Linked DNA regions of Homo sapiens: region 1 is linked to region 2. Evidence: chromatin loops called from intact Hi-C (ENCODE). Cell type or tissue: PC-3. All regions are shown on one strand. Links, peaks and the distances in the headings refer to the core of each region. The heading gives the core; the rest is flanking DNA.

Region 1 (5,379 bases), core at 54-5,053, 230 kb before region 2:
CCAAAGTGCTGGGATTACAGGCGTGAGCCACCGCGCCCGGCCTACTGTTTCTTTCTCCTGTCACTATAATTACCTTGAAGTCTTCTTTATCCAAAAACCTTCCTTCAACTTTGTAATCCTCCTCAAACTTCAGTTCTGTGTCCTTCTTTTTGTTGCCAAACTTTCTAATCCAATTTTTTAGTGTTCATTCATTCAAAAATATTTATTTATTGTCTCCTATGTGTTAAGTACTGTTCTAGGCATTGGGGATATAGTAATGAACAAAATATATAAAAACCTTTATCCACATGGACAAATACTGCTGTCCCCATTATTTTCCACTAGGAGAGGCAAACAATAAAAAGATAAATAAGTATTATGTTATATTATAGGGGTCAACAAACTTTCTGTAAAGAACCACAGTAAATATTTTAGGTTTTGCAGGCCATACAGTCTGTGCTGAAACTAATCAACTCTGTTGTTGTGCCTTGAAAATAGCCATAGACAGTATGTAATCAAATTGGTGTGGCTGTGTTCCAATAAAACTATGTTTTGGAATACTGAAATTTGAATTTCATGTAATTTTTGTGTGTCATAAAATATGATTCTTTTGATTTATTTCAGGCACTTAAAATGTAAAATTGTTCTAACTTATGAACTGTACAAAAAATATGGTGAGCCAGATTTTGCCCAAAGGCTATAGTTTGTTGACTCCTGGTATATTAAATATTGATAAGTGCTAAGGAGAAAACTAAGCAGGAAAGGGTGATATTAAATGTTTCAGAGGCGGATGAATGGTTGAACTTTTAGATAGGGTGGTCAGGGAAGTCCTCACTGAGAAGATTGTTTTTAAGTAGAGACCTGAGGAAAAAGAGCATTCCAGATGGAGGGAATAACAACTGCAAAGGCCCTAGGGTATTTAAAGAATGGCAAAGAGACCTTTGTGGCTGGAGCTGAGGGAACATTAGGAGAATTAGGAGATGTGATCAGGGAAGTAGTGGTGTCTTAGTCTGTTTCGTGTTGGTATAACAGAATACCTAAGACTGAGTAATTAATAAAGAAAATAGGTTTATTTAAGCTCATGATTCTGCAGGCTGGGAAGTTCAAGGGCCATGGTGCTGGCATTTGCTTGGCTTCTGGTGAGGGCTTTTGTGCTAGATCAAAACATAGCAGAAAGTCAAAGGGAAGTAGACTCATGCCAGGAGACATAATCCAAGGGGCTTTCTGGCTTTATAACAACCTACTTTCATGGAAACTGTTTCTGTTTTATTTCCTTGTATACTATGTTTGTCCTCAACTGGAGTACTTGCTGCTTCCTAGCCATGATCTATGTTTTCTACCTCAGTATCTTTTTTCATGCTTCTTCATTGCAAATTACCTCTTTCCTGCATCCCTAAAATTCCCTTTTCAAAGCCTAGCTTAAAATTCCCTTTTTCAAAGCCTAACTCTTAATGACATTCTTAGCTTCCTGAGGAAATTTCCTTGTCTTGCCTTTCCTCCAAGACTTTGTAACAGTTCTGTTTATCCCTAGATACTTGTTTTCTCATTATATTTTAGTTATTTCTATACCTGCCTTAGTCATCTATTGGACTGTCAGTCACCTCCTTGAGGACAGAGACCATATCTTATCTTTATTTGCCCTTGTACCCAGCATAGTGCCTAATGCATAGTAGATGCTCATTACATTAAAAATAGTTATAAAGACTCAATAAATACCTGTCAATCAACTTCTTCTGATATAGGAATTCCATTTCCTCATGCTATTTCTGTCCTTGCTACTATGCATAATTTGGAAATTAATAGTGATTAAGATCTGTGAGTGCTCTTTGATTATCAGAACTGAATGAGATTATATTATTAAAAATCATCCCACTATAACTTTCTCCAGCTCAGCTCTTTTCTCTTTTGAGGGTGAGAACGCATTTTATTTTGATTTAAAATGAAATATTGAATCATAGGTCAGAAGTTAATTTGGGCAGGCCAATGGAGTTGAGAAATAGACTCCCTTGAACTTTTTAGTAGATTAGGTTACAGATTCATTAGCTCGCACACTTGGCAACCTCTTTTTGAGATAACAATGCCAATTATAGATCATTTCTTTGGTTTGTTTTCTAAATTGTATAAATAAAAATTTTTTAATTGCTATTATCCATTCAGATATCTTCAGTACTTTGCATGAGACAATATTAAACAATGTTGTTTCATAGATATCAACTCTGCCTTTGAGGTGTTTGTAGTGCCTTAAGCCTGGTATCCTGATTTTGCTATATTATTTTTGAGGATTTAAAAATATTTGGTTTGTGCAAGTCATAGGTTTGAATGGATTAAGGATGAAGGAAATGAGCTTGGGTTCTAAATACAGAAGCAGTTTATCACACCTTGATATAATGGGATTTTGCTGCAAACCATAATAAAACCTTAATGTTAGTTGACAGATGGATAATGACTTGTTTTGGTGATAGTCTGTGTAAGTTAATGGGAATGCACAATTGGGTACTCTTTAACTCAGTACAGAAGTCCCATCCTCAGCTTGCAACTGCAGTTTAGGTACATGAATGTCATTAGCACTACTATAGTTTGATAAAACTGAACCACACTCTCAAACCACAGAATGGCTGTAAGACTTACAACAGACACAAAGATGAGACTATTCATAGAATATTTATGTGACCTAAAGTGAAGACAGTTATGTCTCATGTGCTGGTTATATATTGTTTCTCTTTACCATATAAAGTTCGAAAAATGAGCTTGGGACCAGCAGACATAAACTAGTGATATTCACTAGATGGCACTGTGGCCTCTGTACTTCATCAGCTTGTGCTTGACTGATTCTGAGGGTTTTTTTTTTTTTTTTTGTAATTCTTAGGTAGATGTACCTTTCCCACAAATGCATCTATATGGATGCAAAAAAAAAAAACCACTAAAGAAACATAAGATGAAGGTCAGCTGTGACTCATTTGATACAGCTATACTGTAAAAATACCCTGACTGAGATTCCAACTCAACAAATATTAAATGCCTAATCTGTGCCAAGCACTATAGAATAAGTAGAAGACATGATCTATTCTGTAAGTGAGCCTAAAATATTAATGCAGAAACAATATTTACATATATAAAATAATTAGAAAATAATAAAAGGCTGTTCAATCACACATCATTGTGTGGTATGTACCATATGAACTTAGAATAGGAATATATAGATGAGGACGTTTGTGAATATTGATTGAATGTACATATGATGTGAAGCTGAAAAGGGTAACTGATTTGTTAGAAGATAGAGTCAGATCTGAAGGGACCTTAATAGGTTGAAATGATGAGCCTATTCTAGCAAGACGAAGACAAACAGGAAACAACAAAACATCCTATAATTGGATCCCAAAACCAATTGTACAAGAACAAAGTAGATAAAATATGGCTCTAAAAGCAGCATATGTGAGTCACTTGGTACATTTTATTGACTATAAGCACTGCATAAGCCAAAAATACTAAGAAAGTTTACTCAAATTAGGTTGAATCAATAGAGATTTAATGTATAGAAGGAGAAAAAGTGGCAATCACCCTCTATTCTGCTCTGGTTAGAATATATCTGAAGTACAGATTCAATCAAACGCAGACTGAAAATATTCAGAAAAAAGCAATTTAGAAAATAGCAATACAACATAGAAAATAATGCAAATATAAAACAATACAGTGTAACTACTATTTACAGAACATTTACGTTGCATTAGGTGTAAGTAATCTAGAGATTATTTAAAGTATACAAAAGGATGTGTGTAGGTTATATGCAACTACTATAAGGAACTTGAGCATCTGCAGATTGTGATATCCGAGGGTGTCCTGGAACCAATCCTCTAAAGATACGAGGGAACAACTGTATAGACAGCCCTTGACTTACAAGGGTTCGATTTAGGATTTATCAATCTTATGATAGTATGAAAGCAATACTCATTCAATAAGCTCCTCAAGTTACCATGGGGTTATGTCTGGATAAATCCGTCATAGGTTGAAAATGCACTTTCTATTTAGGATATTTTCAGTTTACCATGGGTTTATCAGGATGTAACCCCATCATTAGTTGAGGAGCATCTGTATTGTATTGGATTGAGGGGCACCACTTATAAAGGAGGATATTGACAAACCCAAGTGTGCCAAGAGGAAGGCACTGAGGATGGTGAGAGCACTAAAAATCATCTAATTTGAAGAATAAAGGAAGTGTGGATGTTAAACTTGGGAAATGGAAGATTTACGAGAAACACGATAGCTTTCTTCCAATATTTGAATGGCTGTCAGGGAGTAAAGAAATTAAATTTATTTCATGAGTGTTTCCATGGGTGAGACCTACAAGGAGTGAGATTTTGGATTATCATAAGGAAACCCTTTCTTAATTATTTGACCTACCAAAACAATGAAATGGATTTTCTTAAAATAGAGTGAATTCTGTCTTCTTGAATATATTTAAGTAAAGACTGAATGACTTGGTATAAATGTTATAGAGGAGATTCAAGCATCAGAAGAATTTTTTGACTAAGAGAACTTTGAGGTATCTTCTGCCCACATTTTTCTGAAATATCAGTATAACCTGATAAAATGTATTATAGTCAAAGAGGATTTTGTGGGGGACTAGGCTCATTAATCACTGAATTTGAAAACTAAAGGAACCCTTGCAAGTCATTACTAATTTATTTTAAAATGAATTTATAAAAATATAATTTACATACAAAAATGCATTCATTTTAGGTATAGTTCAATAATTTTGACAACTTTATACCCCAAATTTACCCACTACCATGGTCTAGATATAGAAGACTTCCATTATCCTGAGAGATTTCCTTGTGTTCCTTCCCAGTCAATCCTCACCTCCACTCCCAGCCCCAGGCAATGACTGGTATGCTTTCTATCACTATAGGTTAGATTTATCTTTCCTAGAGTTTCATATAAATGGAATTACACGGTATGTACTTTACCTTTTTTTTAAATCTGGCTTCTTTCACTCAATTTTAGAATTTTAGAGAATCTCTTCTGGCTTGTAGAGTTTCTGCCGAGAGATCAGCTGTTAGTCTGATGGGCTTCCCTTTGTGGGTAACCCGACCTTTCTCTCTGGCTGCACTTAACATTTTTTCCTTCATTTCAACTTTGGTGAATCTGACAATTATGTGTCTTGGAGTTGCTCTTCTCGAGGAGTATCTTTGTGGCATTCTCTGTATTTCCTGAATCTGAATGTTGGCCTGCCTTGCTAGATTGGGGAAGTTCTCCTGGATAATATCCTGCAGAGTGTTTTCCAATTTGGTTGCATTCTCCCCGTCACTTTCAGGTACACCAATCAGACATAGATTTGGTCTTTTCACATAGTCCCATATTTCTTGGAGGCTTTTTTCATTTCTTTTTATTCTTTTTTCTCTA
Region 2 (5,379 bases), core at 64-5,063:
GGTTGACAAGGCTGGGAGGAGGTCAGCCACACTGAGACACTGTGACACTTAACTAGGGAACCTCCCTCCCAACTGCTAGGGCTCCAGCCTGAGACCCCAGGGAGACAGTCGCCCCCTACGGACCAAAAGCGCCCCACACCGCTGCAAGCAGCTCTGGTTGCTAGGCAACCAGGCGATGGAGGACTTCAGGAACGGATTTTCAAGCAGAGAGACCATTTATCTCCCCTTCCACCGCCACTCCGGCTCCTTCAGCAAGTAGACGGGGTTGGGACCGCGCGGTCTGCTGCTGTCTGTCTGATAAGCTGGGCTCATTCTTGAAAATAGAGCTTCACTGAGTGACCTCCATATTGTGCGTGGTGAAACGATCACTCTTGCCCCAAATGTGGTTTCATCTGGGGGCTGGAGACTCGGGTCGATGAAGGTGGAAGTTTCTGATTTGCAAGGAGGGGAGGAGCATTGTTGTGGGTGTGCACCCTTAGTCAATGGGAATTCTAGAAAATTGAGCTTGCGTGGGAATAATTTTGATCAGTCCATCAAGATTTCCTCACGATTCCCAATGTATACATTAGGAAACTCTTACGTTAGCCCATTAAAATAAAAAGGTCAATGGGAATGACAATATATAAAGGATCATTCATACCTCATTGGGGACAAGCAGTGGCTTTCATGAATACGGTTTCTCTCCAGACAAGGGAGAGATCATGAGGTCTGTAAATCCCTGTGAGTTGGGACAGAGCTCAACAAAATGGAAAGAAATAAAAAGAATGGCGGGGTTGGGGGTGTGATAAGCACAGAATCTGGCAGCTTCTGAGCTCTGTGTCTGGTTTGGGGATCCCCAGCTCTGTGCCCCCTGTGTTAGGACCATGCTGAAGCACTCCATCCTTATGAAGGCTGTGGGGGACCAGAAATCCATAGCTTTTCCTTCTAGTAACCTAGCATTCTGGCCCAGGAGTGGGTCCAGGCAGGCCAAGGCCATGACCAAAACAATCTTTCCACTTGGGACGCATCTCTGCCTTCTCGGCTAGTACAACAGAAGCTTGATTGTGGCAGAGCCCCAAGCCATGGCGAGCTTAGGGGAGAGCTGTGCCCAGGAGTCTCCTCGTGGGGTTTCCCTCAAGAGTTCCAAGGTAGAGATACCAGGGTGAGGTAACTAGCATCCAGACAGCATCTGGCCCAGCCACTGCTCAGTCCACATCTCCACAGGGCATAGTGGCAGGGGACGCTTCTTGCTCTCTGTGTTTCCAAACTGAACTGGGTCGGGGCTGTGCTCCTGCTCTATTAATAGCCCCCTAGCCCAGCCTGCTAGCCCCAAACCCGGATGCCAGGAGCTGTGAGTCAGCAGCTAAAAATAACGAAGAGCAACTACATCCGAACCCCAATGAGCAGCTCCCCCGGGTCCTCCGCCCTTAAGTTTTTGTCAGTGTCAGTCTCCAGCCCAGGGCCCAGGGCCTATAGGTTAAACCGCTTTAGCTGTCCAGTTCTCCTGGGAAGAGAGTGAGGATTTCCGGTGGCAGGCTCAAGGCTGCGTACCCAAGGCTAGGGGCTAGGAGAAAGGGGTCAGAGGCTGGCGCTGGGTTGGGGGGCCAGACGCTGGGTTTAGAGGGCCGCAGCTGAGAGTGTGAGAGCTGAGAGGTTGGGGCTGCAGGGATGGAGTTGCTGGAGGTCTTCAGGGTGAGGTTGGGAGGTGAGGGGAGGAAGAGACTGGGCGATTGGGAAGGGACAGAAAAGTAGGGATGGGGGAGGAGGTACGTGCTGAGAGGTGACAGCCCGGCAGTACCGGGCAGACTGGGGGCCCTAGAGCTAAGGCTGGTAGCCAGCCTGAAAGAGAGGGGATGGATCGGGAACCAGGAAAAGTAAGGAAATGCTGCTCGAAAAGGCAGAGTGTAGGAGAGACCTGCCCGGTACACAGCGGCGTGGACTCCCAGGAAGACCAGGACCAGGACCGGATTGCGGCGTTCGCTCTCCGCGCGCCTCCAGCCTCCCCGTGCGTCGCATGCTGGCACCCCCGCCCACCGCGCCAGCTGCAGGTCAGGTACGTGGGCGCGGCCGGCCTCCGGAGCCGGAGTGTGCAGGGATGCGCACGGAGAGGGCGGGGCGGCCAGAAAGGAAAGGGGTGGGCCCGGGAGAAGGGGGCGGGAACACGGATTCAAACTCGCCTGCGTCCAGCCAGATACCGGAAATGGCCGGGGACTCACTGGGAATTGTAGTTCCCGCGGCTGCCCGGCAACCGAGGGTGGGGGGCGGGTCTTGTCCCGAGGATGCCAGTGCTGCCCCAGGTCCCAGTCTGGCGAGAGAGGAGGAACCGAGAACCCGACCTCCCTACCTGGCCGACTCCTTAGTTCTACTTCCCTCCGTGTGGAGATACGAACTAGGTCGAATGTGGGTGTGGCGGAAGACTGTGGGGTCACCACAGAGCCCCTCTTGTCCCCATTTTTGGCTTAGCCCCTCCCTTCTTCTACTAGACTCTTCATCCTCCGTCAGCTCCGCACTGGCCACCTTAGCTGCGGAGCCCAGGGACTCCCGAGCCGCAAACACATTGGGGAACTTGCTCCTCCAAGGGAAGGCTGGGCCGGAAATTGGACCCTGCGCGCAGCCCAGAGGAGCGAAAACTTGTGGAAATCGGACCTTGCCCTCGGAGTCCTGAGTCAAGGACACGAGTCCCCAAGCGGCACGGAAAACAGGTGGCATTCAGCAAATACGTCACGGCGACGACGGATGCGGCCCTCCTCTTGGGGCGGCCACAAGGTGGAGCTACAGTGCAACCCTGCACCGCGCGCCCGGCCTCCGGACGCCCCCGAGGTGGCTGCTCTCCTGCGGGCCTCCCGCGAGCCTCCCGCGAGTCCTTCATTGCCGCAGGTGATTCTCCTCCCACCTCCAACCCACCTCCTCCCATCTCCCCCTGATGGCCCCTCAAGGTCGTGTCCCATCCAACCGTAGATGGAAGGTGCCTCCTTTCCCCAGCCCCTGGGCCGAAAAGATTAGGCTGTGACCAAATGGAGATTACATTCGTTGAGTAACAGATTAAGACAAGATACAGGAACCAACCTGCCTTGAAGAAAAGGCTGCGCACAGCAAAAAGCCACCTGTAAGCACAGAATTACACGGCTAGACGGGCTCTTCAGCTCCTAGCCTCTAGGCAGGAAAACAGCTAAGCTGCAAGGGTCGAGGAAGACAGTACATCGTGGAGTGGCGATGGTGTCTCTATCATCTTACAGTTCTCCGGAAAAGACCATTTCGTTATCTCCTTCAGTCCCTCTTCCAAGCTATCCCACCCCGACACACCCTGTGCCTTCTATGCAAGAACACGTGCACACAAGTCTGAGACATTATCCGAGCAATCTCCCTTTTACTTCCTCTGTTCTAGTTTCATTTGAGGAGAAACTTCTCATTACTCACTCTCTTCCCAAACATCTCAGGTCAAAACCCCAAAGGGAGCAGATTCCATAGCAGCTTAGGGAATGCCCATCACCTGGGCAGAGGGCCCTCATGGTTCAAAACCTCCTGTTGGCAAAGCTCCCCCCACTTGCAACCCACCACCCCTGAAGCATTCCACTTAAGCCACTCTCCAACCCTTGCTGTTTGGGCAATGTAGACTGGCTTGGGTGGGGAAGCAGGGCAGGGCATTCACTCCATCATGAAATTGTTGATCCTTGTCAGCAGCACTGCTGTTTCTAAGCCTGGGGAGGAGGGGGAGGGTGGGTCATCTAGGGAGTTAAGCAAGGGGAAAGCTACAGGAGGAGAAACATGAGGTGAGGGGAGAAAGTTCTTACCAGTTTTCCCTCTCTTCTTAACAAATCTTCTGTGGGGAGAAAAGCTTCCCATTATGAGTTCAGCTAGCTTCAAGCAGGCCCTTCCAGCCCCCACACCTGCTCCCCCCAACTGCCTTTCCTACATTCAAGCCAATTTGATAGTATAAGGAAGGGCCTAAGAATCTCAAAGGAACTAAAGAGACCCCAAGCCTTGGGCAGCATATGTGAGTCTGAAGCAGCCTCATCACCAGGGCCCTGGAGAAAGTAAGGACCCAGAAAGCTGAGGCACAAAGCACTCACCTTTGGAGGAGGAAGGTCCACAAAAGCAGCATGGTGGAAACACAATTGGTAATGACCCATATGATTAGGTAGGTTTGAGGGGTCTGTGAAAATAGGAAAAGGCCCCAAGGGTAGAATGTCAGGGGAAATAAGTAAGGAAGAGAGGGACAGGGTTAAGGAAAACCAGGGATGGGAGAAGAGGAGAGGTGACAGTCCCAGAGCCCTTACAATAAGCCAGATAGGGTAACGCATCTGCTGCAGCAGCTGGCAGTCGTTGGTGGTGACCGAATCCACCCCTGCACACCAAAGCAGAGAGAAGAGCCAGGGCTTGTTCACTACAAATAGGTTCACCGAGACATTATCCTTATGCAATGCCCTGTGAAGGTGGGAAAGAAAATAGGGAATGTCCAGAATCATGGTGCACAGGACATGGGAGGCAGCCCCCTGCCTGTGCTTGAATCTACAGTGCCACTGCCAAGGAGGTATCAGCTCTGCCTTTCCATAGCAGCCCCTGACCAACAATGATTTTCCTTTCATAGCTGAACTCTGTCTTCTGGTGGATTCCACCCATGGGTCCTAGCTTTGCTATCTGGGGCCACACAATGTGTCTCTCCCCTGGGTCCTGAGCAGAGGCCCTGTCTCCCTGAGCCTTCTCTTCTCTAGGCCCCACAGCCCCAGCTCCTTCAGCCATTACTCTTATCATTTCCTTCCCTGTACAAGCCTCTCTAATATGATATATTCCAATTTATCAATGTTCCTTTGAAAATATGGGGCCCGTCTCTGAAAATAATATCCCAGATGGGCTTGGACCAGCCTTTTTTTTTTTGAGACAGGATCTTGCTCTGGAGTGCAGTGGCAGTCTTGGCTCACTGCAGCTTGACCTCCTAGGCTCAGCCTCCAGTGTAGCTGGGACTATAGGTGGGCACCACCATGTTCAGCTGGTTTTTATTTTATTTTATTTTATAGAGACGGGGTTTTGCTATGTTGCCCAGGCTAGTCTTGAACTCCTAGGCTCAAGTGAACCTCCTGCCTTGGCCTCCCAAAGTGCTGGGATTACAGGTGGGAGCCACCATGCCCAGCCAGCTTGGGTCACCTTTGAATAGAGCAAAACTATCTCCTCCTGTCCTCTGGGCACTATGCCTGTATTCAGGTAGTCCAGAGTCAGGTTAGCCTTCGGCAATGTTACATCCCACTGATGACTCACTAGGTATACTGTTCAATGAAAGCCCTGGTCTTTTTCACACATGTTCCTGTTGATGCCAGTGTCTCCTCTCTGGTCTTTGTGCAACTGAAATTCTTTTGGGCCCCAAATAGAGGTCTTTCCATCTATCCCTGGTGCATTTCATCTTGC

The links. Peaks named below come from ENCODE experiments on the same cell type or tissue, not always from the same donor. Only the 100,000 strongest peaks of a DNase experiment are listed, where the experiment ranks them.
Region 1: a loop joins it to region 2, with 11 times the contacts of the local background. A loop is called at or near these places in 9 of 110 quality-filtered maps.

The regions. Positions count from the first base shown.
Region 1 is chrX:70,662,309-70,667,687 of GRCh38, reverse strand. All of the region lies in intron 16 of TEX11 (testis expressed 11), which reads left to right. Among named protein-coding and RNA genes, the nearest start is that of SNORD3E, 180 kb to the left of the region's middle. In PC-3, for the core only: a CTCF peak has its summit at 2,746 (motif pointing right); no DNase peak of the experiment used is centred there.
Region 2 is chrX:70,431,332-70,436,710 of GRCh38, reverse strand. GDPD2 (glycerophosphodiester phosphodiesterase domain containing 2) reads right to left here. Exons shown (of 16, transcript NM_017711.4): 13 at 4,257-4,404; 14 at 4,050-4,132; 15 at 3,771-3,799; 16 at 3,330-3,677. The coding sequence ends at 3,625. It overlaps LOC105373244 (a long non-coding RNA gene), which reads left to right and starts at 1,418. Exons shown (of 3, transcript NR_171576.1): 1 at 1,418-2,032; 2 at 2,463-2,856. RefSeq lists enhancers at 812-1,312, 1,300-1,379, 1,400-1,499, 2,360-2,469 and a silencer at 1,960-2,209. In PC-3, for the core only: CTCF peaks have their summits at 2,526 and 2,727 (motif pointing right); DNase peaks (open chromatin) are centred at 2,150 and 2,710; H3K4me3 peaks cover 2,150 bases; H3K27ac peaks cover 322 bases.